Linked DNA regions of Homo sapiens: region 1 is linked to region 2. The links are chromatin loops, found by intact Hi-C in ENCODE. Cell type or tissue: MCF 10A. All regions are shown on one strand. Links, peaks and the distances in the headings refer to the core of each region. The heading gives the core; the rest is flanking DNA. Region 1 overlaps DPH6-DT (DPH6 divergent transcript). Region 2 overlaps DPH6-DT (DPH6 divergent transcript).

The links. Hi-C counts contacts between places; a loop is a spot of excess contacts. Peaks named below come from ENCODE experiments on the same cell type or tissue, not always from the same donor. Only the 100,000 strongest peaks of a DNase experiment are listed, where the experiment ranks them.
Region 1: it touches region 2 in a loop (4-fold over the local background); 4 of 110 quality-filtered maps call a loop at or near these places.

What each region holds. Positions count from the first base shown.
Region 1 is chr15:35,629,688-35,632,613 of GRCh38, forward strand. The region is part of intron 1 of DPH6-DT (DPH6 divergent transcript); the gene reads left to right. Among named protein-coding and RNA genes, the nearest start is that of DPH6-DT, 85 kb to the left of the region's middle. In MCF 10A, for the core only: no CTCF peak of the experiment used is centred there; a DNase peak (open chromatin) is centred at 1,074.
Region 2 is chr15:35,560,748-35,563,673 of GRCh38, forward strand. The region is part of intron 1 of DPH6-DT (DPH6 divergent transcript); the gene reads left to right. Among named protein-coding and RNA genes, the nearest start is that of DPH6-DT, 16 kb to the left of the region's middle. In MCF 10A, for the core only: no CTCF peak of the experiment used is centred there; no DNase peak of the experiment used is centred there.

The DNA.
Region 1 (2,926 bases), core at 110-2,609, 69 kb after region 2:
ACCCTTCTAGAATTGCATTAATAAAACTGAAAAGGAAAAATGAAATAAAACTTTTAAGCCCTGAAGAATCTTAAAAATAGTCTTTAAAGGATAGAAAAAAAGAACAGAAAAATTCCTTTAAATTCCTGGGTCCTACAAATGAGATTTTAGTAGTGGCAAGTAAAACATATTGATTGGCACCAAAGTATAAGATCTTTGTCACCATCTGTTTCCTGATTGTGTCAGCAAGTATTTTTTCCCCACGAGAGTGTGAGAATACACCATAGCCTAAAAGTATCAAAGTGTCAATTATGCACCACATTTAAAAGTTGGAAGCCCAGTTCATGAAAGTCAGTGACAAAAGTCCTGATTCCTGTTTCTTACTGAAGTGAAATCCTTGCACTTCATTCGTTTTGTGAACTACAAAAAGAATGGTGGCTCCATGGGTTAGTGGGGCGGGGAGCTGTGGCAAAAGAGGGAGAAAAGTAATCTTAAATGAATATTTATCAAAAGTGCCCCCCCCCATGTAAGTCACTTTGCTACAAAATGAAGTTATTATGAATAGTATATGCAAATAACGATTTTAACAAGTATGGGGTGACAGGGAGGAGAAAGGGAAAAGAAGGGAAAGAGGATACAGAAAAAGAGAAGTAAAAAAAGAAGGAGGATGGATTAACAGGGAAGCATTTGGGAGTCTGGGCTGGAAAATTGAAAACAGGAGACACTGGTAGGACTGTTGAAACATGAGGCCATGAACAATGGAAGCTGGAAAGGCTGCATTTTCAGAATGAAATCAAGATTATTCTCATCCCTCTTCCCTTTTATCTAGCCATTTTTTTTGTTGTTTACATTTAACTTGAGATATCCTTTTTCTATTTTTCTCTCTGTTTTGATCACTGCTATTGTTAAAGATGGCTAGTGATTAACTACCCTGATTTTCTTTGAGTTCCTGTGCATGTCACTCTGGGTTCTGCTTAGAGAGAAGCACCCTCTTCCTCTTTAGCTGCACCAATTATTTTTTGATGTGTTGCCTTTCTAGCCGAGTTGGTGGAGCTGCCAGTTTTGACACATTCTCTTGCCTAAGAGGGTTGCAATAATGTGTTGAGGTCATTCTTGTGCTGTTGGAGGAATGACCTATGCTCAGGCCAGGTAGTCACAGATGCCGTCTGTCTGCTCGAGTTTCATTCTTTTGTAGTAAGCCTTGGGAAGTTGTTCCTCTGGGTTGACATGAATCCTTTCTTTATTTTGGAAATGAGAGACTCAGGTTCCTATAGCACACTCAGTGTCTAATGTTAAGAGTCAATATCAAAAATACAAAGACTTGTGTTCTAACCAAGGGTGTATGGATTATAGAGACATACGCCTGGCTAGAACAATAGAAAACTTGTAACAAACAGAAAAAAAGCATGCCACATTGCCTTCCTTTACTCATCTAGGTTAACCTATTAAGTGGCAGGAAATCCCTACCTGGTGGAAGGACCAGTTCTGCACATCAGGCAGCCAGGCTCTCAACAAAAACCTTCCAGCCTGGAACTTCACGTGCACCAAGAGAGTAAATAGCCACGTCCTTTGTTCAAGTTTGATTAAATAGAATAGTAGAGGCTGTCAGGTGAGTCTCTTGGCACATTCTCAAATCACATATAACCATAATTAAAGTTAAATCTGTGTGAGTCTGGAAGCCTGGGACATTGTAGGTTTGATCTGAGTTTGAATACACTGTATGAGAGGAGGAGAAAGTAAAGTGTGCTTAGTCTTTTGTCAGAGAAATATCAGATAAAGTGTCAGAACCATTAGAAAACATGACCACTCATTCATTCATATATTCAACATATTTAAATTGAGCACCTACTATTTGGAAGATGCTATAAAATTCACTAAATGCATAGTATTAAATAGGTCATTTGAGAACTTACATGTCACTGAGGGAGAGAAATAAGATAGAAATTAATAAAAAACAACATCATATTATAATAATGCTATGAAGGGAAAAAAAGCAGGAAGCCTTGATAGAGTGAGAAGTAGGGTCAGTGATGTAAAGGGGTAAAGGTAAATATACCTCAACTGATAAACTGAGACATGAAAGATATGATATTTCTATTATTTTTTTCCAATATTTTTAATGGTAAGCTATTGCTTTCCCAATACCCTGCATAGATTGGGAATCCATGAACTGACAATACCCTACCTTCCCATTTTAATCTTTCACTACTTGTACATATATTGTACTTGGAATGAGCGGAACTACTCATTGTTTCCTACACACACCTTGTGCTTTCCTGACTTAGTGTCTTCACTCATCCTTTCCTCTGCCTGGAACTTCTTTTGGACTTTCGGATGTTGCATTCCTGCTACACTTTAAGGTCCTGCTCCACTGTCAGCTCCTTTAGTCCTTCTATCCTGGTCCTCTGAGCTCCTTCTTTGTGCCTCTCACGTTTACAACTTTTTTATTACTCCTATTTTACACATTCTAATACGTGTGTGTGTGTATTTAATTTTCAGCTCCTATTTCTCTTTGTAATCTAAGAATTCCAAAGATGCAGGGGCATGCATAATGTAAAATTGCTGCTGTCTATAAATATTCTTTGAATAAAAATAAATCACATCCAATCAGCAGGAAGCCTGGAAAGTTGAAATCACAAAGAATTTGTGTATGAGACGCAGACACTGTGTTAAATTATTTTGCTCCAAACAAATACTCTGATAAATTAGACACAAGGAATTTATTTTGAAGGTTACTTCAGGAAGCATTGTGAGGGAGTGAGGAAGTGAGGGATGGAAGGGAAAGCCAGTGAATCATATATTAATGTGTGGGTTTCCTCTGTGGGCAATGGAGGCTCAGTCTTGTCATGGCACCTCTGGGAGACTGTATAAAATATGCTTCAGAATTTTCCCTCTAAAGGGTAAGGAATCATCCCTCGTTAGTTGGAGATCCCTCTTGGGATGCTGA
Region 2 (2,926 bases), core at 233-2,732:
ACTCCGGAATAATTTTTTTTAATAAAAGGATCTTCTCTTTCCCCATACACCATCATATAACAGATTTAGAGAAAGCTCCAAAGATTAAGGAATGTGTGTAAAAGATCTTAAACAACAGAGCTGTTTTTGTTCACTCTCCTGTCTCTGGGACAAAGAAAAATGAGGACATAGATGACATATACGGATAAAGGAAACAGGTTTCCATTGGTAAGCCTTTATGGGACCATTGAAAACAAGAGTATGAAAAGAAGTTTTAAAAGTTATGAGGAGCACATTCAGAGAAGACCAAATGAAAGCAAGCAATTATTGGGTAACAGCAGAAACGGAGCATATGCCAAGGCCTGCTATCTCTCTCATGCCTCTTTTGTAAGAGAAATTGCTTTCTATTACTATGTAACTCTATCCTGAACTTTGCAGCCTTTGGAGGAAAGAAAGGTGCTCAGGAAGTAAAATTAGGACTATCATTACTGGTAGAGGAATGAGACACTAGTGGGTTTATTGTTTAGAAACCATCCCAAGTAAGGATACCAAAGCAAGGAAAGTAAATTTTGTCTGAAAATAACTTTGATACAAAGAACATGTTGCTGCTGTAAGTCCATAAACTACATACTGTACTGAAATAATCTCATGGACAATATGAAATGACATTTAAAAATTTTTTTTTATTCAAGAAGAAGAAATAAGTTTGGTAATTTATGCAAATGTTTAATCTGGCTAATTTAGAGAAGTAGTTGTGACCTTGGATAAATTAGTAATCTCACTTTGTGTGCCTCAGTTTCCCCATCCATAAAATGGGAATAACAATGAACCTATCTCATAATTTGTTTTGTCGCTATTCACCTGTACAATGTATGTGAAACAGTTAGAGTTGTGCCTGTCACAGAGTAAACAATAAACATTATTACCATGCCCTTAAAAATATCCAGACATTTGCTTAAAATATCTGGATAACTGCTTCAATTGTCCAGTATATACTAATACAGATAGACTCTTTATGAATGCCTGGAACAAGCTGAATAATGTCTTTCAAATATATCCAGGTAGGTCCTAACCCCTGGAACCTGTGAATATTACTTTATATGGCAGAAGGAACTTTGCAGATGTGATTAAATTGAGGATCTTGAAATGGAGAGATTATCCTGAATTATCTAGGTGGGCCTTACATGCAATCACAAGTGTCCTTATGAGAGAGCAGCAGAGGGAGATTTGACTGCAGAACAGAATAGAAGGCAAGGTGATGACTGAAGCAAGATGATGCTTTGTTGCTGCCTTGGAAGATGGAGGAAAGGGCCACAAGTCTCGAATACAAGGAATTCAGCTCTAGAAGCTGGAAAGGGCAAGGAAACAGACACATTCTCCACTAGACCCTCCAAAGAGGAAGTCCTGCTGACACCTTGAATTTTGCCCAGTTAGACTTGAGTTTGGACATCTGCCCTCTAGAACTATAAGACAATGAATTTCTGTTGTTTTATGCCAGTAGATTTGTGGTTATTTGTTACAGCAACCATAGAAAACTAATACAATGTTGTATCTTTTCTTTAGTTACCAAATTAATTAGTTACTTGACTAATTATTTACCTAATAGTTACCTAATTAAATATATATACTAAGCATATGCTATGGAATGAAATGGGTGTGGGAAGTTGTGATTATCTAGTTTACACAGTCAAAATACTGATCTATTTTCTTGGATTTTACAAATTGATTTGGTTTTCCCCATCTCCACAAATATTTTATTTCAACTGTTTAGACAGAGCTATGGGCTTTTAGTGGAAGGCTCTTTAATTTTCTGCCTATGCTTCATTTACCACCTCAAACATGTACTCTTTATTTATCTGAGGTCTGATAATATTACTCTTTAGATGGCAATCTTAAATATAGGCATAGAAACCTGCCAAATTTTAGAAAACAAGAAGTGAATGAGTCAGGCAGAGAAACACCTGATATTGTGGAAAAAGTACTGGCTTTGGAGCCAGCTAAATCCAGGTTTGAATACTAGGCTACTATGAACTTTGAGACCTTTATCATCTTTGAGTTGTAATTTCCTCCTGGGTAAAATAGGAATTTATAAAAAGTCCCATATGTCATAAAACTCAATCCTCGTTTATAACCAGGTTACAATGCTCCAAACACACATTCCTTTTAGTAGTAGGAATTCTAGTCTTTTTACCAGACATTTCCCTTATAGTAAGAATGGATTCTTCAGGTGAGTGGGTAGAGATTGGAAGATGTCCTTCCTTCTATGTTGCAGTACCCAGGATATGTCCTATAGCAGGTAGCTGGAACCCAAAGCAGCATTACAGAGATTTTACATTTCAGCTCTTTTGATTCTTCCACCTTTGGTTATTTTTCCCTGGGCATAATCCCCAGTACTGAATTGAATGAATCCAGAAGGATGGTAATCCAGAATTTAGATAAATTAACAGTTGACAAAGCCATCAAGTGTTAGTTGAGAAGGAGATATCAGCTCTATCAGGAGAGCTTCTCAATCTTTTGCAGATGATATTATGAAAGAACTGTGACCTCCTGGGAACTACCCACAGTGTCACCCACTAAAACACAGTACTTGGCCCCAGTTTGATATCTACTCTCAGACTCTTCTTAGCGTAGAATATGATTCACCAGATTTGTAGATGTTTTCCTTAAGACCTACTATATTGCAAATTCTTCAGAATTTGTGATTCTCATGGATCTGGAGGCGACAGGCCTTTAAGCTGTCTTAGCAACATTTGCTTACCAGAACAGAATGATTTATCTGGTTTTCTGACAAAAATTTCAAGTCTCATGACTTTTTTCACTGAGTCAGACATCTTACTGTGGAACAGCCAGTTCATTCATTAATAATATCTCATTGTCCATTTAAATCTACTAGTTAAAACATATAGCATTAGATTTTATTTCCATCAGGGAACAATCTCTATTGCCT